Linked DNA regions of Homo sapiens: all the other regions are linked to region 1. A link is a loop called in an ENCODE intact Hi-C map of the cell type or tissue named here. Cell type or tissue: ascending aorta. All regions are shown on one strand.

The links. A loop is a pair of places that touch in the nucleus more often than their neighbours do. Peaks named below come from ENCODE experiments on the same cell type or tissue, not always from the same donor. Only the 100,000 strongest peaks of a DNase experiment are listed, where the experiment ranks them.
Region 2: it touches region 1 in a loop (6-fold over the local background); 34 of 110 quality-filtered maps call a loop at or near these places.
Region 3: a loop joins it to region 1, with 2.8 times the contacts of the local background. A loop is called at or near these places in 46 of 110 quality-filtered maps.
Region 4: it touches region 1 in a loop (2.7-fold over the local background); 12 of 110 quality-filtered maps call a loop at or near these places.
Region 5: a loop joins it to region 1, with 4 times the contacts of the local background. A loop is called at or near these places in 60 of 110 quality-filtered maps.

The regions. Positions count from the first base shown.
Region 1 is chr10:12,900,044-12,905,043 of GRCh38, forward strand. The region is part of intron 2 of CCDC3 (coiled-coil domain containing 3); the gene reads right to left. Among named protein-coding and RNA genes, the nearest start is that of CCDC3, 99 kb to the right of the region's middle. In ascending aorta, a CTCF peak has its summit at 2,282 (motif pointing left); a DNase peak (open chromatin) is centred at 2,234; H3K27ac peaks cover 2,714 bases.
Region 2 is chr10:13,072,679-13,077,678 of GRCh38, forward strand. It overlaps a transcript of CCDC3 not described here. Among named protein-coding and RNA genes, the nearest start is that of OPTN, 25 kb to the right of the region's middle. In ascending aorta, a CTCF peak has its summit at 2,340 (motif pointing left); a DNase peak (open chromatin) is centred at 2,343.
Region 3 is chr10:12,779,639-12,784,638 of GRCh38, forward strand. The region is part of intron 5 of CAMK1D (calcium/calmodulin dependent protein kinase ID); the gene reads left to right. Among named protein-coding and RNA genes, the nearest start is that of MIR548Q, 57 kb to the left of the region's middle. In ascending aorta, a CTCF peak has its summit at 2,988 (motif pointing right); no DNase peak of the experiment used is centred here.
Region 4 is chr10:12,217,557-12,222,556 of GRCh38, forward strand. All of the region lies in intron 6 of CDC123 (cell division cycle 123), which reads left to right. Among named protein-coding and RNA genes, the nearest start is that of CDC123, 24 kb to the left of the region's middle. In ascending aorta, no CTCF peak of the experiment used is centred here; DNase peaks (open chromatin) are centred at 2,965, 4,016 and 4,518; H3K27ac peaks cover 2,764 bases.
Region 5 is chr10:12,718,272-12,723,271 of GRCh38, forward strand. The region is part of intron 3 of CAMK1D (calcium/calmodulin dependent protein kinase ID); the gene reads left to right. Among named protein-coding and RNA genes, the nearest start is that of MIR548Q, 4.6 kb to the right of the region's middle. In ascending aorta, a CTCF peak has its summit at 234 (motif pointing right); DNase peaks (open chromatin) are centred at 1,270 and 2,350; H3K4me3 peaks cover 579 bases; H3K27ac peaks cover 3,054 bases.

The DNA.
Region 1 (5,000 bases):
AGGGCAGTTCCCCTGAACACTCTATTGCCTGCCATCATGTCAGACATGACTTTGAGCCTATTCACCTCCACCATGATTGTGAGACCTCCCCAGGCATGTGGAATTGTGAGTCCATTAAACCTTTCCTTTATAAGTTACCCAGTCTCAGGTATGTCTTTATTAGCAGTGTGAGAACGGATTAATACAGTAATAAGGCTGGCATTTCCTTTATATGTGTGTGTGAGCATATATATAAAAAGAGGTATTCTCCAATCTTTCTCCTTTCTCCCATTTTACCTCATCAGAAGCTACATTCCCAAAGAAAGACTTGAGCCTCAACTTTCCTCTGCTTAGAAATCTCCATCATTGAGCCGGGCTGGGTGTGGTGGCTCACGCCTGTAATCCCAGCACTTTAGGAGGCTGAGGTGGGCGGATCACAAGGTCAGGAGATCGAGACCATCCTGGCTAACAGGGTGAAACCCCATTTCTACTAAAAATACAAAAAAAAAAAAAAAAAAAAAAGCCGGGCGTCGTGGCGGGTGCCTGTAGTCCCAGCTACTCGGGAGGCTGAGGCAGGAGAATGGCGTGAACCTGGGAGGCGGAGCTTGCAGTGAGCCGAGATCGCGCCACTGCACTCCAGCCTGGGTGACAAAGAGACACTCCATCTCAAAAAAAAAAAAAAAAAAACAAACTCCATCGAGCCCCACTATCTACACTGCAATATGATGGTGATGGGTGAAGAGCTCAGACCCTGAGGCCAGGCTGCTTTGGTTTCCAGTCCTGCCTCTTCCACTGACGAGTGACCTGAGACCTTGGGCAAGCTTCCTAGGCTCAGAGTAGTGGACTCTGGTCTGTATTAGCCAGAACCCACTTCAGTACTAAAGGATTGATTTCCCCAGCTTCTTGGAGTGCTGCAGACCGATAGCCGATAGCCCTAAGCTGAGTCTCTCTCCGGAAACTGACCCTGACCTAAGAGAACTGCCCAAGGTCACGCCCCCTTCTTTGGAGCACCTGTATCCAAGGACTGGCTGACACCAGGGTATGAAGACCAAGGCCCCTCATCCCAACTTGGAAGATCTCTGAAGGGCGGTCCCCATTGCTGGGTGTCCTGGGGTAGGCTACAGCCTTTGTTGAGACTGGATCACAGGCTGATGTCTGCCTCCGCCTGTTCTTGTTCTTTTCTACCCAAGGTATTAATCCCAGGAGCATTCTTGAAAACACCACCTATACCTCTTACATTATTTTTTCTTTTCTTTTCTTTTTTTGAGATGGAGTCTTGCTGTGTCGCCAGGCTGGAGTGCAGTGGCGTGATCTTGGCTCACTGCAATCCTCCACCTCACGGGTTCAAGCGATTCTCCTGCCTCAGCCTCCTGAGTAGTAGCTGGGACTACAGGCACGAGCCACCAAGCCCGGCTCATTTTTTGGTATTTTTTGTAGAGATGGGGTTTCACCATATTGGCCAGGATGGTCTCGATTTCCTGACCTCGTGATCTGCCCGCCTCGGCCTCCCAAAGTGCTGGGAGTACAGGCGTAAGTCACTGCACCTGGCCCACCTGCACCTCTTATTCCAAAGTCTACGTCTCAGGGAACCTGGCCACTCTCAGTGGGATGATCATGGTTGTTGGGAGGATTTCATGAGTTTTACTTGAAAAATGTTTAGAACCATGCCCTCGTGCACAGTAAACGTTCACTAACTGTTAGCCGTGATTATAGGATAGAGTCAAATCTCCTAAAGCCTTTAACTTTTGTGATTGGACCCGGCCAACATCTCCAGTCTTAGTGTTCTTCCTTCTGTTCCCACATTTTATACCCAAGGCACACTGGGTCCCACCCAGCTCTTCCTCCAACACATCAGCGCTTTCTCATCCCAGAGGCTCTTCCTCCCGCCTGGAGCACTGTTCTCCCCATCTCCGCCTGGCCATCTTGGAAGCCCTCTGTGGTCCCCTTTCACGATGCTTTCCACCGGGTCTCCCTGTGTATGTAATGTGTCCCCCTCCCCAGTCTCCATGGCACGCCGTAGCTATTCACACCACACGCCAAGTACCTGGTGGCACTAGGAGAATGTGACTCAAGGGCCTTGACATTCACAAGTCACAAGCTCCTGAAGGCCTGGTTCACAATGGTTTTTGCATCCTTGCTGCCCTGGCCTTTTTAGGCCTACAGTTAAGAAAAAGGAGCCAAGTGGAATGTTCCAATAATACCTGTCATTTAATGAGAAACTCTGGGCTCCCGGGGAAGCTGCTGTTACAGGGGAGACCATATGTGCAACACTGCCCTCTTCTGGCCAAAATGAGACCCCCTCAAAAAGATGAGAAGGTGGGCATGAGAAATTCCCGGGAGAACTGACAGTATTTCTATTGTCTTGTGGATAGATATTAGCTATGGAACTTAGGCTTTAATATGGCCAAGTACCAGGCTGAGCACTGTATAATGACACTCCCTCATTAAGTCATGAGTTTTCTACAAGTTATGGTAGATTCTTCAACCAAGAACAAGACAAAAAAGTCCAAAGTCCATGACAACAAGAGGATTGGGGTTTTGGAAGACTGCTTGCTCGAATTTTCAAAGAACAGAACCCAATAGTGGCTGGAACATAACATCAAAGAAGAGTTGAAGGCAGGCTCGATGGCGGTGTTCAGAAGCTGCGTTTAAAAATCGTGAAAAATAGAGGAGGATGCTGGGACTTGAGTGATCACGTGTTAAGAGTTCTTTCTAAGACACAACACTCTTCACAGTTAGCCCTCGACCATGGACACAGCTGTTCTCCAGGCTAGCAAGAGGATGAATTTCACCTCCAGCAAGACTTAGAGCCCAGACAAAAGGAAGACCTTGACCCAGGCTGTAAAAACCAAGATGGAACAGAGGGACGCCTTGAAGTGCATCTGTGTGTGTATCCGGAGTGGGAGGATCATTGAGATGGGAATGATAAATTCCCAAGCAAAGGTGAATGTGAAAAGCGTGGATGGGATGAGAGTTCCTTGGTGAACATGTCATTCTTTGGTCCTCGTGGCCTCTAATATGGGTAGGGTTTCAGTAGGAGCAAAAGACATCAAAGGACTCTAGTAACGTATCCAAGACAACCAACATAGCACAGCCATGACCCAGGACTGCTTAGCAGGCAGGTCTGTATCTCTGCAGCAAAGTGGGCCATGCCTCTGAGTAGGGGGAGCCTGTGTCATGTGAATTGAGGCTAACGCCATAAAATAACCAAGCCACTGCTGATGGAGCCGATGGAGCCCTCTGGCATCCCAGCTATCACCTCAAAAGAAAATCCTGTGTTTAAGAAAGCAAGAATTTCTAGAGGAGAGCTGTGCTTTCCAAAATGTGTGTTTCTTTAAGAAATGCTTTCTTTGGAATGCTTTCCAAATGAAATCCATCTCCTTTTAAAACTGCTTTAAAAAGAAAAAAAGGTCCAGATACGCTATTTGCTCAATTTGCTTTGTGGTATTTTTTGGTAAACTGAGAAGAGCAGGGAAAGGCCAGGCCAAGCTGAAACAGGTACTGCCATATTTTCTTTGAAGAAGAACCAAAGAGAATGTCCTACAGGGCAGCCCCAAAGCAACAGACTCCTCATAGGCAGGCCCCGCTCAGGCCTGCAGCACTCAGCGCCTCCCAGGTGCTTGGGTACCTCTGGCATTTGCCTGCCCAGAGCTTTTCTCTGGAAGTTTCCATGTGGCCAATAGGATGCCTGCCTAAGGGCAGATGGGAAGATTGCCCTGGGAGCCTGCTCTTTTATTTTCGAAAAGACAAAAGTTAGGCTGGGATATCCATACTTCCTTATCTGTCTAAAATAACACTTTTTAAAACCATCAAAGCACACTGATTGTAGAAAAAACATTTTTTAAAAATATGGGACCAACAAAAGGAAAATCAAAATCATCAATGATTCTATGGTACAGAGATAATCACTGTGGACATTGTAACATTTCTTCCTAGTATTGTTCCTACGGGTATAAATAGATAACTATTTCAAAGAAAACTGGAGTCCTGCTGTTACTCAGTTTTCTGTTCTAATTTTTTCCCCTTTTCATTTTATCATGATTCTTTTCCAGTCATCGGTCTGTACACTTCCCGTGAGTATTTCATGGGAGCTGGAGGAGGGAGCATCTGGTGGTTCCACTTGGCCACGAGGACTAACTCACTAGGCAAGACTGGCTCACTAGGCCGGGCATGGTGGCTCTCGCCTGTAATCCCAGCACTTTGCGAGGCTGAGGTGGGAGGACTGCGTGAGCCTAGGAGTTTGAGACCAGCCTGGGAAACACAGGGAGACCCCATCTCTAAAAAATAAAAATAAAAAATAGCCCGGCATAGTGGTGCACATCTGTGGTCCCAGCTACTTGGGAGGCTGAAGCTAGAGGATCACTTGAGCCTGGGAGGTGGAGGCTGCTGTGAGCCATGATTGCACCACTACACTCCAGCCTAAGTTACAGAGCAAAAGCCAGTCTTAAAAAAAAAAAAAAAAAAAAAAAGACTGGCTCAGGCTCACTAGTTATTAATCCTCCTCTATCCTTAGGACCACAGGCCAATGGGGAGGGATGGCAAGATGGGGTGCTCATGCATCCATGAGATTGAGTGGCCTTAATGTGGCCTTTTTGGGTCACCTGTCTCCAGTGACGGGACAAATCCGTGGAGAGCTCTTTACCCGGAGCCTCCACCTGAAGTCTTCCTATAAGTTTCCTGGTTTCTCCGGGAAGCTCAGGTGTGAGAAAGTTTCACCATCAACATCTTGAGCAGTTAAGGAAGTATATCCATGATACCATCTAGAATCACCTCTCATTTCCAAAGCGTTTTGGCTTCCATATGTTCATTCATTCTGGCAAGAAGCATTTATTGTGTGCCTGGCACTGTATGGTGCAGAAAGTCCCCCCCAGTTATTCTGGAATATAGCAAGTTTGTATCAAGCTAAACAAAAAGACAGTATGTTTTTTTAAAAAAATATCTCATGGCACCAGACATGCCAAAGAGTCACCGAGAGGATTCTTGCCTTTCACAGCTGCTTTTAATTTAAATAACCACGTATA
Region 2 (5,000 bases), 170 kb after region 1:
TTTTTTTTTCCCCCTTTTGCCCAATAAAATGCTGCTCTGCACACCCTTCAATGTGTCCACATGTCTAAAGTCTCCTGGTCATGTGACATGAACCCAGTTTTAGCTGAACTAAGGAGCAAAATTCTGCAACAATGATGCCTTAAAGACATTTCTGCCTGCACAATCATTTCTTTTCTTTTCTTTTCTTTCTTTTTTTTTTTTTTTTTGAGACAGAGTCTCACTCTGTCACCCAGGCTAGAGTGCAGTGGCATGATCTCGGCTCACTGCAACCTCCACCTCCTGGGTTCAAGCGATTCTCCTGCCTCAGCCTCCCAAGCAGCTGGGATTACAGGCATGTGCCACCACGCCTGGCTAATTTTTATATTTTTAGTAGAGACGAGTTTCACCATGTTGGTCAGGCTGGTCTTGAACTCCTGACCTCTAATGATCCACCTGCCTTGACCTCCCAAAGTGCTGGGATTACAGGCATGAGCCACTATCCCTGGCCACACAATCATTTCACTTAGGAGTTTTATAACTTGCAATAGTTCCTAAGAAAAATACCATTTTACCGGGGCAAACTATGGTAGATTCTTAGTCTTCTCTTTGGTGGTGGCCTCTGTGATCTCTTTGGAATAGCTCAAGAATGCTGTCTTTTGGTCTTCCTTCTTGGAATGTCTCAGGACAGGTGACATAGGACACTGAGCTGGAAGATGCACAGACACAGGGAACTGTTTTCTAAACTCAGGTGTCATTACTGCTCTGAAAGCAGCTTCTAAATGGAGAAAACAAATCCAACTGGAGCAGGAGTAACCACATCCCCTTCCATCTTTCACCGTATTAGATGAAGACTTTTTTTTTTGAGACAGGATCTCACTCTGTCACCCAGGCTGGCTCACTGCAACCTCCCCCTCCTAGGCTCAAGCAATCCTCCCACCTCAGCCTCCTGAGTAGCTAGGAGGCTACAGCTACAACTACAAGCACCTGCCACCACGTTCGGCTAATTTTTTGTAGAGACAGGGTTTCTCAATGTTGCCTAGGCTGGTCTCCAACTCGTGAGCTCAAGCAGTCCTCCCATGCCAGCTTCCCTAGGTGCTGGGATTACAGGCATGAGCCACGGTGGCCTGCCCAAGACATTTTTTTTAAATGAGAGATTTTAAAAGCTTAGCAATGAGAGAATAAACCCAACAGGTCTACCATTCCAACTCACCTTTGCTTTTTTCTTTTCTTCCCTTCCACAGTAGGAAGTATCCTCTCTCAGTACCTAAAGCTTTGATGTCACCTCCTCTAACAGGTACACCATGCAGTGTAGATCATTCCAAGTCTTTGTAAGCACTAAGTTACAGTCTCTTGAAGAATTCCATTGAACTGGTTCCAGAGTTGGTGTCTCTTTTCTAATCCTCCATTTATATGATAATCACTTGAAATTCAAGTCACCTGTTACTAGGATTGCAAGAAACAGAGGAATCAAATATATATATATATATATATATATATTTTTTTTTTTTTTTTTTTTTGAGACAGAGTTTCACCCCTGTTGCCCAGGCTGGAGTGCAATGGCGTGATCTCAGCTCACTGCAACCTCTGCCTCCCAGGTTCAAGCAATTCTCCTGCCTCAGCCTCCCGAGTAGCTGGGATTACAGGCATGCACCACCATATCCCGGCTAATTTTTTTTTTTTTTTTTTTTTTTTTTTTTTTTTTTTTTGTAGTAGAGACGGGGTTTTTCCATATTGGTCAGGCTGGTCTCGAACTCCCGACTTCAGGTGATCCGCCCACCTCGACCTCCCAAAGTGCTGGGATTACAGGCGTGAGCCACCACAACCGGCGGAATCAAATCTTTTCTTCTGGAGTTCTTTTAATGCTTTTAATCCAAGGTCCCAGCTCTCATGCTCACTTGAACTAACTCTCCCTCCCCCTCCCCCTCTCCCACTCCCTCAGCTTTTATAGATTTTTCTACAATACTTTCTCCTTACCCTTGTTAAAGCATTTGTTATCACTTCCATCCTTTACTGTTTAATCTTTCTCATAAGCACAAATACGCGTGCACACACATACACACACTCACATGAGTTCCCCGTGCCGGCTGCAAGTCTGGGTGCTGTTTTACTCAGCTATCTACGTTAGACCTGTGTTCCTGTTATTCCACAATATTACCACATTCCAGGAGGAGAAACCATTTTATTGTCTATTTCTTATTTTGATCCACATATCACATTAAAATGGAGCAAAAGAAAGGGTCTCAAACAGACAATATGAGTGCCTTCTTTAAGATGCTGGCCCTATAGAAATAGATTTCATGTTTTCCAAAGAGGACCCGGTACATCCCAGCCGCGGCCAGTCACTTGGCGCCATCTGCTGGACATGGACAAACAATCGTAGGCGGGGAACATCAGAACTGACGCATAGGTGCCCACTGCAAACCTGGCTCCCTGATGAACGAATGGTTTCCCACTGAAACGAGGCTTTACATCCCTTTATAACAAATCATCTCTCCAACTTCTTATCAATATCTCAGAAGCTAGGGAGTCTTTTCCACTATGGTTTTCCTATTTCCTCTGCTGGTGCATAAAGTGCCTTTGCTTTGTTTAACAAGCAATAAACAACTTTTTGTTTTGCGTATCACTGTATCCCCAGCATCCTGCATAGTGACTGGCACATGTAGGAGCTCCAAAATCAGTGGGTATTTTTGTTTCTTTGGCTTTTAAACGAAATAATAAGTGATTGATATCTGAGTCGGGGAAGATGACACACAGATATTCCTATTTTCATCAGACACGTTTGTTTTTTTGTTTTTTTTTTCTAGACGTCCCAGCCTGGGTAGGTGGGTAATGGTTTAGAAGCTCCTAAGGATGAACCTCTTCCCACCGCTAAAGTATTGAATCTGCTAAAAATAAGGGAAGAAACACTAATAAATAAATAAATAAACCAGGAAAAAACCCTTGTGGGGAGGGGAGACAAGAAGGAATAAAGACTTTGCATTATAGATTCTCCATGAAACCTGGCCTAGAATTGGATGAGCCTTCAATGCTCAATATACTTTTCAAAAATTGATGATTAACCAATTTGCTCAGTGCAATGGTTAATTTTATGTATCGATGTGGGTAGGCGCACGGGCATGGTGGCTCCACACCTGTAATCCCAGCACTTTCAGTGGCCAAGGTGAGCGGATCACTTGAGGTCAGGAGTTTGAGACCAGCCTGGCCAACATGGCTAAACTCTGTCTCTACTAAAAAAATAAAATAAAATAAAATAAAAATAGCCAGGCATCATGGCATGTGCCTGTAATCCCAGATATCCAAAGGCTGAGGCAGGAGAATTGCTTGAACCTGGGAGGCAGAGGTTGCAATGAGCCAAGATTGTGCCAGTGCACTCCAGCCTGGGTGACAGAGCAAGACCCTATCTTAAAACAAGCAAACAAAAAAACCTAAAATAATAGGGAAGCAGGTATCAGGGAAATAGGGAAGCAAAGGAGGCAGGTCTCGATGGCTAACTCAGTATGGGCAGAAGAGTCAAAGCTGCCTCCAAATTTCTAACTTAGCAAATGGGCAAATGTTGATGGCTGGAATTAAAACGAAAAATAGAGAGGATAAAGCAATTCAGCCAACAGTAATACATTTAGGATTGTTGTCAGAGGCATTCAAACCAGAGCAACTCCATCTTGGGTGAGGACTAGGAAAAATGAGGCTGGGACTTGCTGGGCTGCCCTCCCCGAAAGTTAGATATTCCTAGCCTCTAGATGTTTGTGGCTAAGGAAACAGATTGATAACCTTTACTAAACAGACCCAGACGTAGGAGTGTCCTGTGTAGAAAGCAAAAAGTTTCTTCCTCAAAGTTTCCCTTGTTAAAGAATAAATCATAAGTGTTAGAAGTAATAGTTCCTTTTAAAGACTAACTTCCTTCAAGCCTCCTTGCTTTGTGCTAATAACTCTTTGTTAAGCCCTATCCTATGTAGTTATTAAACATGCTCACAGGCACATAGTACATTCTATGTCCTTGTACTTTAACCAAGATATCTGTGCTGGACATGCTCACAGACATGTCCCAGCTCGCAGCCTATGCCCCTTCCTTATTTGGGAATGTTATTACTTTTCTAAGTCCTTTAGTAAGCAACTTCCTCCTTTCCCTTGTTCTCCATTGCTTTCACCTATTTAGAGAAGTTTTAAATTGTCAGCCAATCGGGTTCAGTTTATATTGTGAGGTCTGGCTCCAGCCAATGGAGACAGGACAGAGTAGCAGGGACAAGCTGCATAAGGGACAAAAATTGCTTCCCATTCCCTTTGAAAACTGGCACAAGAGAGGGATGCCCTCTCTCACCACTCCTATTACACATAGTGTTGGAAGTTCTGGCCAGGGCAATCAGGCAGGAGAAAGAAATAAAGGGTATTCAATTAGGAAAAGAGGAAGTCAAATTGTCCCTATTTGCACATGACATCATTGTATATTTAGAAAACCCCATCGTCTCAGCCCAAAATCTCCTTAAGCTGATAAGCAACTTCAGCAAAATCTCAGGATACAAAATCAAGTGCAAAAATCACAAGCATTCCTAAACACCAATAACAGACAAACAGAGAGCCAAATCATGAGTCAACTCCCATTCACAATTGCTTCAAATAGAATAAAATACCTAGGAATCCAACTTACAAGGGACGTGAAGGACCTCTTCAAGGAGAACTACAAACCACTGCTGAACGAAATAAAAGAGGACACAAACAAATGGAAGAACATTCCATGCTCATGGATAGGAAGAATCAATATCGTGAAAATGGCCATACTGCCCAAGGTAATTTATAGATTCAATGCCATCCCCATTAAGCTACCAATGACTTTCTTCACAGAATTGGAAAAAACTACTTTAAAGTTCATATGGAACCAAAAAAGAGCTGCATTGCCAAGACAATCCTAAGCCAAAAGAACAAAGCTGGAGGCATCACGCTACCTGACTTCAAACTATACTACAAGGCTACAGTAACCAAAACAGCACAGTACTGGTACCAAAACAGAGATATAGACCAATGGAACA
Region 3 (5,000 bases), 120 kb before region 1:
CAGGCTGGTCTTGAACTCCTGGGCTCAAGTGATCCTACTGCTTCATCCTCCCAAAGTGCTGAGATTACAGATATTAACCACTGTGCCTAGTTGAGAATTTTTTTTTTGAGCCTTATTCAGTGACAGTTCATCACCTAGCAGTATTTTATGTGGAGTGCACAACCACAGCCACACTATTCCATTACGGATGTCACTCAGAAATAAGAAGGAACATGTACAGCTGGTCCATCGTTCTGTCTAGAAGCAGACCTGCACCTTGATGCTTTAGATGGTGGCTGACTGTTATGTTCCTGAGGCTGTCGGGGAAGGAATCGTTCATTTCCTTCTGGAACTTAGTTGCCATGTTGGCTGCAAAGCCACGATAGATATCTTTGGTCTAACTCGGCCTTAACTTGCCTAAAATAGTTTAAACGTGTTTCATCTTGTTCTTCTCTAAAAGGAGATGGAGAACAGTTGGTCAACATTCTCGGTGTATTTTTTCACTGAGTTAGAGGATTGGTGTTAATTCAGGGATCACTGCACTTCTAGAAGTTGATGTGGGGCGTGGGATTATGATGAGCTCTTGGAAACCAGGGGTTCCAGCCAGCACAGTGTTGGGGCGAGGACCTCTATCCTCAAAGCCACCCAGCAGGGGACTTGAATGTAAGCGTCCTCCTCTGTCTGCCATTGATTAGATATGAAGGAGGCCTGTGCCTTTCACTTAAACTTGGGGATTCTCAGTTTCTTGTATATAAAATAAATGTGCTGGGCTAAATATCTCCTGTAAATTTTTTTTCTGGTTTTAACATTGTGTGTTTCTATAGACTTGTGAGTTGGCATCCTTTAAGTATGTAAATATCTACGTGTCAAGGATACTGGCCATCATTGTTCCTGTCTTCACTCCGTACAGCCAAGAAGAAGGATTCAGTCAATGGACCTCCCCAGCGTCTGTCTTCTGAGTGATCTCGATTCTTTTCATCTTTCCCCATAGCGCCTCTGTTCCCAGTCCTTTCGTCTTCACTCCTCGATGTGGTTGCTCCCCAACAGAGCTTGCTTTTTATTTGTTTCTCACTTAAATACCATATTTTGGTCCATGACTATAAGCATTACATCATTGTTCTCATCCTCTCCGACTGTTAGTGTCACAACAGGGTTTTATGTAACTGAGAAATTGTCATACAGGGCACAGATGAGTAGGTGGAACATCCAGATGAGAGTTTTCTCTCTTTCTCAACAGCCACTTGGTGACAGCCCACAGCGAACATTTTATCACACCGTGGGCTGCAGCCAGACCCCCGGTGTTGGAGAGGACAGGGCCCCCTAAGTGGGGAGACTTGTAGGGCCTGCTCCTCTTCGTGGACCTGACTCATCGCACGTGGGCGACGTAAACCCAGCCTGGCTTTGAGGAGCCCCATCCCACACATGGCAGTCCCACAGAGTCGCTCTGAACACAGTGTTTTTAAGGCACTTTTCTTCCTTGTGGAATTGCTTCTTTAGATACTTGATGTGGGAGGGAGGTCACGTTTTGTCGTGGTGGGAAAGAGGGGGAGGGCAGCATTGTGGAGCTCCATTTGTTCTTTGTCATGATTAAAAACCAAAACCCTGGAATGACTACGGCAGTCTTCTTAATCAGATTTCACAAGAAAGGCTTGACTTAAGTACAGAGTAGGCGTCACGCCGTGATCACACAGCAGGTAGGCCCCCATGGGAGACCCCAGAAGGGCCGCACAGCAGTGCCGTTTGTGGCCACATTGCTCTGAAATGCCTTCCTTGGCACAGTTGACTTCCTCCATCCCGCGGAGTTCCAAGGCCCTCCCACATTTCAAAAGCCCAGTGGCCCCAGCTTCTACTCCCTCCCCGTTCCTTAGCCTCACTCCTCCATGATTGGCTTTGGGAGCATTTAAACAGCAGTCCCAGCTCAGATGAGAATGGTAATTACATACCAGTATGGTGCTTTCATGGGGACTTCTCATGCCTGTGGTGAAACTCGAGGCTACTGGACAGATCAGGGTAAGCTGCTCTTTGGCGATACTTTTTTTTTTTTTTTTTTTTGAAACGGAGTCTTGCTGTGTTGCCCAGGCTGGCGTGCAGTAGCACGAGCTCAGCTCACTGCAGCCTCTGCCTCCCAGGTTCAAGCGATTCTCCTGCCTCATCCTCCCGAGAAGCTGGGATTACAAGCACGCATCACTGCACCTGGTTTTTATATTTTTAGTAGAGACAGGGTTTTACCATGTTGGCCAGGCTGGTCTCAAACTCCTGACCTCAGGTGACCCACCGGCCTCAGCTTCCCAAAGTGCTGGGATTACAGGCGTAAGCCACCATGCCTGGCCTGGTGATATGTTTTTAATTTAATTGTTTTTTTTTTTTTTTTTTTTGCCATCCTGATCTATTGCTAGAGGCAATTCATTCCTCATGAATGACAGCTCTAGGTGAAGGCTGATAGAGACCAGAGAAGGAGGCTATCCCAACAGAAAAGATCAGAGCTGTCCCAAAAGCCTTCTGCTCTTCTTCTGTGACTTTGGATGGAAGACAGACTTCAGGCAGAGAACGCTCCTGTGTTTCAGCCTGATTTTTACTTGCCAACAGTCTGGATTGCAATACTGGAAACCTGGGTGAAGCAGCAGCTGTTTATCAAGATGCTCCTGGTAAAAGTCCCTCATTGTCTTAATTTTTTCTTTTTTAATATCCCTGCTGCTGCAAATTCTGCTACTGACAGGAAGCTGACCTGACCCAGCACATTCAGTATCACCTCCTTGTCTTGATGTCATTCTTACTGAGGCCAAATTCTCTACTGAAATGTGTGTCTGGGGTTGCAACAACACGAAGCTTAATTTTATTTTTCCTGATCTTTAAGTTCTGTTTAGCATCTCTGAAAAGGCCACTGCTGGGTAGAAATGTCATCTTTCTCTCTCACTGTTTGAGAGAAATCTTCTCGTGTCTTCTCTGATACGCAGTGTCGCAAACTGTTAGAAACTTGATTACAGTTTGATTTAGTAGCTGGTGTTCCTTCCCCCACCAGCAGGGGGGGCATCGCTTCGTCCCACTTCCTGGTGGAAGTTCCTCAAGGACCGGAAGACCAGCTGTGATCTGAGCGTCTAACCCTGGACACAGATACCTACTGGCATTGTTTACAATGAGAGGCCATGTGCAACTCTTCCAAATTGAGCTCCAGTTCTTTTCCTTGCAGGCGTAACTCTAGGACACAGTGGCATGTGCCCATCAAGACAGGAAACTGAGGCATAGGCAAGGTAATGAATCCTCTAGTTTACTGTGGCACAGAGCCCAGCCTATAATCCTGTCCTCTGATTCCATGCTGGATCTGAGATAACAGACTTGTTTTTTAGAGTAAATTCAGTATTTTCAGTTTTTTTTTTTTTTGTTTTTTTTTTTTTTGAGACAGAGTCTTGCTCTGTTGCCCAGGCTAGAGTGCAGTGGTGCAATCTTGGCTCACTGCAACCTCCACCTCCTCGGTCCAAGCAGTTCTCCTGCCTCAGCCTCCAGAGTAGCTGGGACTGCAGGCATGCACCACCGCGCCTGGCTAATTTTTGTATTTTTAGTAGAGACGGGGTTTCACCATGTTGGCCAGGCTGGTCTCAAACTCCTGACCTCACGTGATCCGCCCACCTCAGCCTCCCAAAGTGCTGGGATTACAGGCGTGAGCCACTATACCCGGCCTGGTGCTGGACTGTTGGCTTTTATCTTCTGGCATCGAGGACTGCCCCTGTCCCCCAGGCTGCTCCCTCCTGATGTGTCACCGTCCTCCGCCCACTGGAGGGGTCATGTGTGAAGGACAGAGAGGAGAGGCCACACAGACTTCCATGGAGGTGAGCAAAGCACCCTGAACGTGGGCTTCCTAGGAGGCTAAGGGCTTCGCCGTTTCCTCCACCCTCTCAGCAGAAACTGCTTCTTGGCACGTCCTTGGGGCTCGGGAAAGGGAAAATTCTTTTCTACTTCAGAAGAGCATGAAGATTGATTACCACGAGCCCCACACCCACAAGACAGCTGCTGTCTTAGTTTCAGTCCCCTTGGTTACGCCTTGTTCTTCTCTCTTCTTTGGTAAGGAAAATGGGCAATTTAATTGTTTTAAAAACAAGATGAAAGGTTTCTGAAACTCTTTTTTTGTTTTTTTGAAGTCTCTCGAGTCTTTCCGTTCGCCAGGAATACTTGCTCTAAATCAATATAAAGTAGCTTGGTTCCCGCAAAGTGGAATTTTCCATAAGTGGGCTGGTGGTGAGTCTCACAGTAGTAAATCCAATTATTTTGAATTTTCTACCTAGTTTTATAAAAAGCATGAGTTAATCGTGGTCTCTGAGAAGGACCACATCTCTCCACAGGGGTCTCTGATGGCTCCTTGGACACTCTGGTGAGGCTGAGTGGTTTACATGGAGCTTAACTTTTATTTACTGGTGTAAACTTGATAAGCCGATGGGATATTGTTTTGTCAGGAATAGCAAAGAAAGCTGAGTTAATAGCACCCAAGATCTGACCAGGAGGAGGTTCTGAGAGATCGTGTAACAAAGTATTTCTTTCTGCCCTTTGCCCCTAAACCTGGTAGACCCGAACTTCCTTGGAGAAAAGGTATTTTTTTTTTTTTTTTTTGAGATGGAGTTTCACTCTTGTTGTCCAGGCTGGAGTGCAATGGCAGTCTTGGCTCACTGCAACCTCCACCTCCCAGGTTCAAGCGATTCTCTTGCCTCAGCCTCCTGAGTAGCTGGAATTACAGGCATCCACCACCGCGTCTGGCTAATTTTTGTATTTTTAGTAGAGACGGGGTTTCACCTTGTTGGTCAGGCTGGTCTCGAACTCCTGACCTCAGGTGATTCATCCTCCTTGGCCTCCCAAAGTGCTGGGATTACAGGCGTGAGCCACCGTGCCGGCCAGAGAAAAGGTATTAAAGGGAGAGCAACATGAGTGACAAGCACATTCACACACTGAGAGTTAGGGTGAATTCTGCCTCTTTTCTCCTCAAAGTTCCTGTCTGAAATCATGTGTTCATGGAAAGGTATTTAGCAAACTGCTCT
Region 4 (5,000 bases), 680 kb before region 1:
TAAATCATAGCTCCATATAACAAAGCTATTTCATATTGCCAAAATGACCTGTTAAAGCAAATCTTTCTTTTCCCTTTATAGAAAATGGTGTATAATGAATATCTGAAAATGTTAAGGACTTCCTGCGTCTCTGCCCATTAAACATTTCAGTAATTTTTTTTCTATTATAAAACTGATAAATATTTATCATAGAAAAGCAAAATTAGGGATTACAGCTAAATAAAAACAGGAAATATAAAAGCTCTCATGGCCGGGCGCGGTGGCTCACGCCTGGGATTCCCAGCACTTTGGGAGGCCAAGACAGGTGGATCACCTGAGGTCAGGAGTTCAAGACCAGCCTGGCCAATATAGTGAATCCCCGTCTCTACTAAAAATACAAAAAATTAGCCGGGCGTGGTGGCACGTGCCTATAGTCTCAGCTACTCGGGAGGCTGAGGCAGGAGAATGGCTTGAACCCGGGAGGCGGAGTTTGTAGTGAGCCGAGATTGCGTGCCACTGCACTGTAGCCTGGGCGACAGAGCGAGACTCCATCTCAAAACAAACAAAAACAAAAGCACTCATGATCTTGCCACAATTGGTTATTATATTTCTAGAATTCTATCTATAGATAAATATAATATAAATACATCTATCTCTACCTATATACAGATTTTTTTAATGGGATCCTATAGTTTGTATTTCTTTTTTTTTCTTTTTTTTTTTTTTTTTGAGGCAGGGTCTCACTCTGTCTCCCAGGCTGGAGTGCAGTGGCACGATCTCAGCTCAGTGCAACCTCTGGGTTCAAGCGATTCTCTTGCCTCAGCCTCCCAAGTAGCCGGGACTACAGGCATGCACCACCACACCCGGCTAATTTTTTATATTTTTAGTAGAGGCAGGGTTTCACCATATTGGCCAGGCTGGTCTCGAACTCCTGACCTTGTGATCTGCCTGCCTTGGCCTCCCAACGTGTTAGGCTTACAGGTGTGAGCCACCACGCCAAGCCTGTGGTTTATATTTCTTAGTGGGCTGCTTTTGCACTTACCAGTGTGACATCATTGCGTGTCTAAATTCATTATTTTCCATTCCCTTAGTGCTGCGCCTCTGGAGAGCTGTACCATGACATATTTGACCTACCCTCTGTTCTTCCAGAGCTGCAATGAATATCCTTGAGCTAACTCTTTGTGCACTCCCCTAATTTTCTCCTTAGGATAAGTTTCTAGAAGTGGAATTGCTGTATTTCTTTCCTTTTGCCAGTCACTCTATAGCTAAAGAATTTGACAGTGCAGTCAGCGTTGTAGGTGGACGGAATACCTGCCCTGCTGAGCCGCAGGTGCTCTCTTTATGCTTCTTTTGTTGTCTTCAAATAGCAGCTATTTTTCTAGGTTTTTCTTCCTGTTGCATCTTAAACAGACCAGTTATCTCAGGTAAACTCATCTTTAAACTGGTCTTTAAAGCATATCCCAGAACCTAGAAGCAGGAGCATGAGAGTGAAAATCTTGCATAAGCATGCCACTTCCGCCCTGTCCAGTTGAGTTTGTCCTGCCAGTTCGTTCCATGTCAGACTCAAATCCTTTTTTTGAAGTGGATCGTGGCATGAATAACTTAAGTTCACTACGTGTCGGTCGTGCATCAACTCTGGCGTGTGAGCTCTGCAGCTTGGACATAAGGTTGTAGTATTATATTAATTCAAGAAAGGGAAGTTAAGTAATCAGTGAGTGTGGTTGTGTTACATCGTATTACATGTTTATTGTATAAGGATTTTACTTGTATTGGTATTTCTAGTTTTATAGAAAAAAGTGTGTGTGTGTGGTGTGTGTCTGTGTGTCTGTGTCTGTGTGTGTGTGTTTAATAGAGATGGGGTCTCACTATGTTGCCCAAGCTGGTCTCAAACTCCTGGTCTCAAGTGATCCTTCTGTGCCTGAGCAAGTATTGTTTTGACATTTAATTGTCAACCCTCTGGTTGTGTTGGCACAGGTGTTGGTAGCCTGTTTTAGTAACCAGTAGTATTTTCATTCTAGGAGATACCCTCTGAAAAATAGAACAAAGTTGTGGCTCTTTTTTCCATTGTAAAGCTTTTTGACATCTAATGCTTTAAGAGGTCTTAAAATATGTTACACTGAAAATGCTGTCTACTTGATAATTCAACTGATAATGGTTTTTTTTTTTTTTGACGGAGTCTCACTCTGTCGCCCAGGCTGGAGTGCAGTGGTGCAATCTTGGCTCACTGCAACCTCCGCCTCCTGGGTTGAAGCAGTTCTTCTGCCTCAGCCTCCCAAGTAGCTGGGATTACAGGCGCATGGCTACCACGCCCAGCTAATTTTTTTTTGTATTTTTAGTAAAGACGGTGTTTCACCACGTTAGCCAGGATGGTCTCCATCTCCTCACCTCGTGATCCGCCTGCCTAGGCCTCCCAAAGTGCTGGAATTACAGGCGTGGGCCACCGCACCCGGCCATGCCCAACTAATTTTTGTATTTTTAGTAGAGAAGCGGATTCACCTTGTTGGTCAGGCTGGTCTTGAACTCCTGATCTCGTGATCCGCCCGCCTTGGCTTCCTGAAGTGCTGGGATTACAAGCGTGAGCCACTGTGCCTGGCCCTTATAAGGATTTTTATATGCCTTTAGTGTCAGTTGCAGTGAGTGTGGGAAGACACTTTTGCCTTTCCAGAACTAACTATAAATTGCTTTTAATTCTGAGGCTGATGTTTTTTTTAAATCAGCTTTGCAATTTAATGATCAGCTGCCTCCTCTTAAGCTACGTCTTGCTTTTTATCTTCGTTTAACTGATGTTCCAGTGGATGGTATGAATAATAGTCTGTTGTTTTGCATTTTGTACTTTTTGACTTTTGCATGGCAAGGAAGTTAAATCAGCAAGTGAGTTTGAGGTCTTGGATTTAGAGTGTTTACCCACAAAATGCCATCCTTCTGCTATTATAAATAATTGGGAATTGGCAGGAGCAAATGCCAAGCACTGGGCTTTCAGCCTTTTAGCTGGGCGCTACTAACGTGTCACTTTGTCTAGAAGTAACTGTTGGTAGTTGCTTAGCAATTAATCGGTTGCATAACAGGAAGTGTTGCCATCACATAAAAATTCCTTATTGATAGAACTCAGTAAAGATGAATGTTTGTCACAAAGGCCTTGAAGAGCTCTTAAAAGATTAAATGCTGGGTGTGGTGGCTCATGCCTGTAATCCCAGCACTTTGGGAGGCCGAGGTGGGCGGATCATGAGGTCAGGAGATCCAGATCATCCTGGCTAACACGGTGAAACCCCGTCTCTACTGAAAATACAAAAAATTAGCCGGGCGTGGTGGCGGGCGCCTGCAGTCCTAGCTACTCGGGAGGCTGAGGCAGGAGAATGGCGTGAACCCGGGAGGCGGAGCTTGCAGTGAGCTGAGATCGCGCCACTGCACTTCAGCCTGGGCGACAGAGCGAGACTTTGTCTCAAAAAAAAAAAAAAGTTATAGATTCATTCTTTCCAAAATACTTCCCATTAAAATATTATATAATAGAACATTTAATATAATACAGTTATATATAATATGTATAAATTTATATAACATAAAAATGAGATTATGTTGTTTATACTATTTTGAGGCTTGACTTGACAAAAAAAAAATGTTACAGTCAGAATTGCAAGTTAACAGAAGCCGAAAATAGCTTACACATGGGATTTAAAAAATACATTATTTAACGAGGAGCCTGGAGATTGGGTATTTTTAGGAATGCTCAGTGGCTCACCAAGGTCGCCAGGGCTCTTTCAGGCCCTTTCCTTCCACCATCCTTGACTTAGTGGCTCGGTCTTTGGGTTTCTCACCTAATGGTTAAAAGATTGCTGCTACAGTTCCAAGTATCTGTCATATGAAGACATGACCATATCTCAACCAGAAACAGGAGGGATAGGTTGTTTCCTCTTGTTCTTTTCTGTATGTGAACGAGTAAAGCATTCCTGGAGGCCTCCTGGGAGACTTCCTCTCAGCCCTCATTGGTCACAGTTACCCAGCCTAATCCAGTAGTTGGCAAAGGGAGCAGAATTGCTGTGATTCGTTTAGATCAAGCTTGTCCAAGCTGCAGCAGCCCGTGGGCCATGGCCCGGGATGGCTTTGAATGTGCCACAACACAAATTCATAAACTTTCAAACATCGTAAGATTTTTTTTGAGATTTTTATTTTTTTAATTTGTATTTATTTATTTATTAAAATTTCATTTATTAAATTTATTTTTTAAATAAATTTTATTAAAATTTATTTATTTATTTATTTTTTATTTACTTATTTTTTAGCTCATCAGCTATCATTAGTGTTAGTGTATTTTATATGTGGCCCAAGACAATTCTTCCTCTAATGTTTCCCAGGGAAGCTAAAAGTTTGGACACCCCTGGTTAGACCAAGGTTCTCGACACAAGCATGCGTCAGGGTTATCCAGAGAGTTAGATGAAACACAGGTTCCTGGGCTCCAGGGTTTCTGGTCCAGCAGGCCTGGAGGGGGCCTAAGCAGATCATTTCTAACCTGTTCCCAGGCAATGTGGATCCGCTGGTCCAGGCCCACGCCTTGGTGGCTGCTTAGATGAGTCAGCACATGCATCTCAATGATTAGAGAGGGAACCAGGAAGCACAAATGCTCCCAGCATCTGAACAATCCAGGTTCCATTGGACAGGCTGAAGATGGGAATCCTGGAGGGTAGACAGCTAGTGCTGTCTCCCTGCCTATAATGTACTCTAGAAAATACTGCTTTTTTCTTTCCTGTTCTTCAAATGGTTACTGTAGACAAAAAGCTTTAAAAAGTGGAGGTTGACATATGACATGTGGCCGGGCGCGGTGGCTCACGCCTGTAATCCCAGCACTTTGGGAGGCTGAGGTGGGTGGATCACGAGGTCAGGAGTTCGAGACCAGCCTGGCCAACATGGTGAAACCCTGACTCTACTAAAAATACAAAAAAGAGAGAAAGAAAGAAATATGACACACATAAATTTGCTGACTGTGTTATTTGCCAAGATATAAACATTCTATGTTATTAAACTTGCTG
Region 5 (5,000 bases), 180 kb before region 1:
TCACAGACACTATTTGGTTTCTTTTAAGCAGGTAGAAAAAATACCAGAATTACCACTCACCTTGAATTTTGGCTTGATTTGTCTAAATTGCAATATTTGATTTTTATACAGCATAAGAAAGTTTCTCGTCAACTCTGGTGTATCTTACGCCATTTGCTTCAGTGACGGTACCCACAAGGTGGGAATCTTATGGCTAAAAGGATTTTAATTAGTAGACACTCAAGCCACCAGATGGCTCCCTTAGGTTTAAAAATCTCCACCTGGGGGAAATAAATGGACTTTTCCCGAGTAAATTTAGAATAATGCCCTAAACTTGTAATGTGAGCAGGTCTTCAGAGTTTCGAGCTGAAGTTACAGGTTTAGAGTTGTCCGTTGGAGGTTTTTGTTTCTTCGTTTAATGATTTAAAAACAGGTTATGATACAAGATCTTCAAAATGGTTTTACCACATGCATCATGACTTAGAATCTTCGTTGGCTCTTTTGGTTTTTTTCATTCAAAGTTGAAATGCCTCACCTCTTCTTTCTTTTTCTCTCTACTAACCATTTTCTACTGAGCACACCGTACCTTATCAGTCTCATAACTGGGCCACCTAACTCTCCCTAAGACAGCACTAGGAGTTGACACCCAGAGAATCTGTAAGTCATGTACTGCTCATCTAACGAACAGTCCCTGCTAGCCTTGCCTGCTTCTTTTGCATAGACCCCACTCTTGGGCACTTCCACATCTGCTAAGTCCACTGAAACCCAGTGGGGTAGATTCATCTCATCAAAAAGAAATAGAGACAAGGTACGACAATTACACGATTTTTGACCGAAGGTTCTCATGGGAAGTTCCCCATTAAAATTGTTATAGAGGCCGGGCACAGTGCTCACATCTGTAATCCCAGCACTTTGGGAGGCTGAGGCGGGTGGATCACCTGAGGTCAGGAGTTCGAGACCAGCCTGGCCAACATGATGAAACCCCGTCTCTACTAAAAAGACAAAAAGTAACCAGGCGTGATGGTGCATGCCTGTAATCCCAGCTACTTGGGAGGCTGAGGCAGGAGGATCACTTGAACCTAAGAGGTGGAGGTTGCAGTGAGCCGAGATCACACCAACTGCACTCCAGCCTGGGCAACAGAGTGAGACTGTGCCTCAGGAAAAAAAAAAAGAAAAGAAAAAAGAAAACTGTAAAAAGAATTTCCCTCATTTCATGAATGCACCACCCTAGGTCTCTTGTATCAAGAGAAATCTGGGAGGAAACACTTTCCTGGCGCCTGTGGGCAGGGGTGAGGCAGGAAGGAGTGAGTAGGCTGGATTGAGCAATCTTCAACAGAATCCTGTTTCACTTTTTAGGGTTAGAGCCACTTTGCACTAACCTTTCCACTGACAGAACCACTCACTAGGAAACTGAAGGAACTCAGGAAGAACCCAGTGCCAGCACTGAACCACTGCGTCCCTGCCACTCTTACTCCTCCTCCTTCAGGGAGCACTTTTTACCTGGCAAGGCTGTTTCACAGTTATCCCAGGATGAAACCTATGGATAACACTCTTTTAGCAGGTGTAGAGACTAGAAAATAATTGCTCATCGCATCCCAGCCTTTAGATTCCAGTCCTCTGGGAAGTGTGGTTGAGAAGGGGACAGTTGCGAGCAATCCAGCTCGAGTTTTAGCACACAGAAGAATTACCTGAGGGTATCACTAAAGCAAAGGTTGCTGGGCCCTGCCTTCTGAGATGCTGATTCAGTGGGTCTGGGTAGGAAAGGAGGCATGAATTTGCATCTAGAACAAGCTCCCATGTGATACCAAGGACTGGTCCAAGGACAACCCTTTGAGTAGCAAGACCTTTAAGAACATGCTTCTAATACCCAGCTGTTGTCACCTGGAAGGAGGGATGCCTTTGGAGGTGAACAACAGAGCCACTCAAACGCTTTTCCATCTGAACCACAGAGGACTGGATGTCACTCAGGACTCATGACTTGAATTAGGGTATAAAAGAACCCAGCCTGGTCCGTCTGCAGAATTCCTAGCGAAGAGTCACTCTTGGGGTATCAGTGAGAGAAGAGGCTGGGCATCAGAGCATCATGGAGACAATGTGCCTCTTGGTCTTAGGCCTTCATTTACAGATGATTTTAGACAGTCCCATTAAAGACACAGTTCCCTTGAACTTCACAGACATGCTGAGTGATGACAAACCTTGGCAGGTCTGTGACCAGTTTCTTCCAACAAGTTACTTCTAGGCATTCCTACTAATCTTTCAACCCACTCATTGCTTAAGGGTAATAAGATCTAGAGATGACGTGGTAGATAAGACTGTTGACACATTCTCTAATCTTAGCTAAGCAAACAGAGACTCATTGTCCCAAGCCAGTGGCTGGCACAGTGCCCTGAATGTCTTAACAGAGTTTGACAGGGAAATAGGAGCCCTTCAACCCTTTTTTGAGATTGAAACTACAAGAGTGAGAAGATTATTTTTCCCTCTCGAATGGCCCCGAAGAATCAATAAGGATTCAAGGGTTTTCCTCTCCACGGTAAGGAGATTGTTCTTGGCAAGTTATGCTGAGAAGCCTGTTGTGTGCCTTGTCCTCCCTCAGTCATTTCAGCCTTAGAATTGAATTAACTGCAGGCCCAAGGACATAAATGAACCACGTGAGTCATTTTTCAAAAGTGAACGACAGGGCACCTGTCTTCTGGAATTGGTGAATCCATTCAGCGGAGACTCTTGACAAGGCTTTGTGTGAGATGATATAAATAGGCCCTGACCTGCAGGGCTTTTGTTGTCTTTGGGTGAGATAGAGACATTTGTACACAAATAATCACAAACTGGCTAAACTGTGCCACGTGATTAGCAAACATGCGCATGCCCAATCAGCGAGATCTTCACGGTCAAGGGGCTAATGTCTAGAGAAGCTTGGACGTACAGAATAGCGTGGCCGTTAGTCTTATATCCTGTCGTGGTTCCCCACACATTTCAATTACTCGATAAGTAATTCGAGACCAGTCACAGGCTTTTTTCTCACTTAATGGACAGCCTTGATGAGGGCTAGCAATTTCTTCACTTCTTGTTCCAAATATAACCAACTTATAAAAACACCTTCTGGAACTCCATACAGGGAAGAATAGGATTTAATCACAGGAAATGTATCGGCGGGCTGTGCATTACTCAATTTAGCACTGTTGGGAGCAGATCAAAATCTGGGATCCATGGTATTAGATGGCTCCAAGCTTCAAAATTTTGTGTTCTTTCACTGGCTACCATCCACCATCCATCCATCCATCCATCCATCCATCCATCTATCCATCCATCCAAAAAATATTTACTGAGCAGCTACTAGGTGCCAGGGCCTTTGTAGGCATCAGGAATATAGTAGTGAACAAAATAGACAAGGACCCTGTGCTCACAGAGCTTATTACCTAGCAGAGGGTAACCCGTAGTAACAGGTACACACATGCATGAACTAGGTGCCTCCAGATAGTAGTCATTAGGCCACATGGCTCGATGGGAAATGACTAGGGGGAGATTAGGGTTGTGTGGACCAGTGCCTCCTTTGATAGACAAGCACTGGTTACGGACATGGCCCTAGACTCCAGGTGTCAGAATTACCACTGTAGACCTAATGTCTATAACAGAGGTTTTAGACAGTAGGAGTTTTTAACAGTAGGAGTTACTGAAACCCCTCGCTGCCTTCTAAGTGCAGCAGGCTCTATAACAAGAGGGGGCTCTGTTTCCCTAAGTGAGGTAGCTTTCTGAGGTCCCTTTTATAAGGGCGTTAATCCCATTCACAATGGCTCCACCCTCATGACCTAATCACCTCCACAGGCCCCCCATTCCTAACACCATCACCTTGGGTGTTAGGATTTCAGTATATGCATTTTGGGAGACAGTCCATGGTAGACTTTAAGATAACTCCAGGCTGGGCGCGGTGGCTCACGCCTGTAATCCCAGCACTTTGGGAGGCTGAGGCGGGCGGATCACGAAGTCTGGAGATCGAGACCATCCCGGGGATAACACAGTGAAACCCCATCTCTACTAAAAATACAAAACAATTAGCCGGGCTTGGTGGTGGGTGCCTGTAGTCCCAGCTACTAGGGAGGCTGAGGCAGGAGAATGGTGTGAACCCAGGAGGCAGAGCTTGCAATGAGCCAAGATTGTGCCACTGCACCTCCAGCCTGGGCAACAAAGTGAGACTCCGCCTCAAAAAAAAAAAAAAAAAAAAAAAAAAAAAGATAACTCCAAAGAATTTGAAAAGTAGTGTAAGTTACAAAGTTATCCCCTAGAAGTTATAGAAATTTGCCCTTCAGCATCCTCATCTGTAAGTGGAGAAAATGATACTTCATAGAGAAGTTATGAGGAATTCTTAGCCAAACACTGGGCACACAATAGCCATTTGGCAAATGTTGGTTTCTTCCCCTCCGGCCTACCAAAGGATCTGGACGAGGTCAGTTCAAAGGTCCTTACCATTTAAACTTGAAGCTATAAGATTAAAATCCCTGTCCTAACAGAGTTTCTAGCATTAAGGCGGAAACAGAAATGTAAGGCATGGCCCTGATCACTAAAAAGGATGTGATCTATTGGGAACTACTTGGAACAAGAGTGAGAAGTAGAAGAGAGTAAAGAGTCAGGAAATGTGATTTAATAAGTATGTGACAGAATATTGAAAGTGTTCATTAGTATATCTCTAACGGAGGTATAATCGGTGCTCTCGGGGCAGGTGGAAAATGGTGTGGGCTGGAATTTGAGTGTAGATGGGAAAAGGCAGAAAGGAAGGTGTTCCGGAGTCCACATGGGAGGAAGAACTATGTGAACACCACATGGGGAAAAGAAGAAATGGACGTGAAGAGGCTAAAGTCCCAGGGTGTCAGGCAGTGGGCTTGTGTATTGCAGGCCCACACGTCTTAAAGCAATCTCATTGAGTCACACTTAATTAATTGAGAATTTATCATTATTTGGAAGGAGGCAGGCTGCAGTTTGGGAGAATTGAGATTTATTAGGTGTTTGAACGGTCTGAACGGGAGAATTGT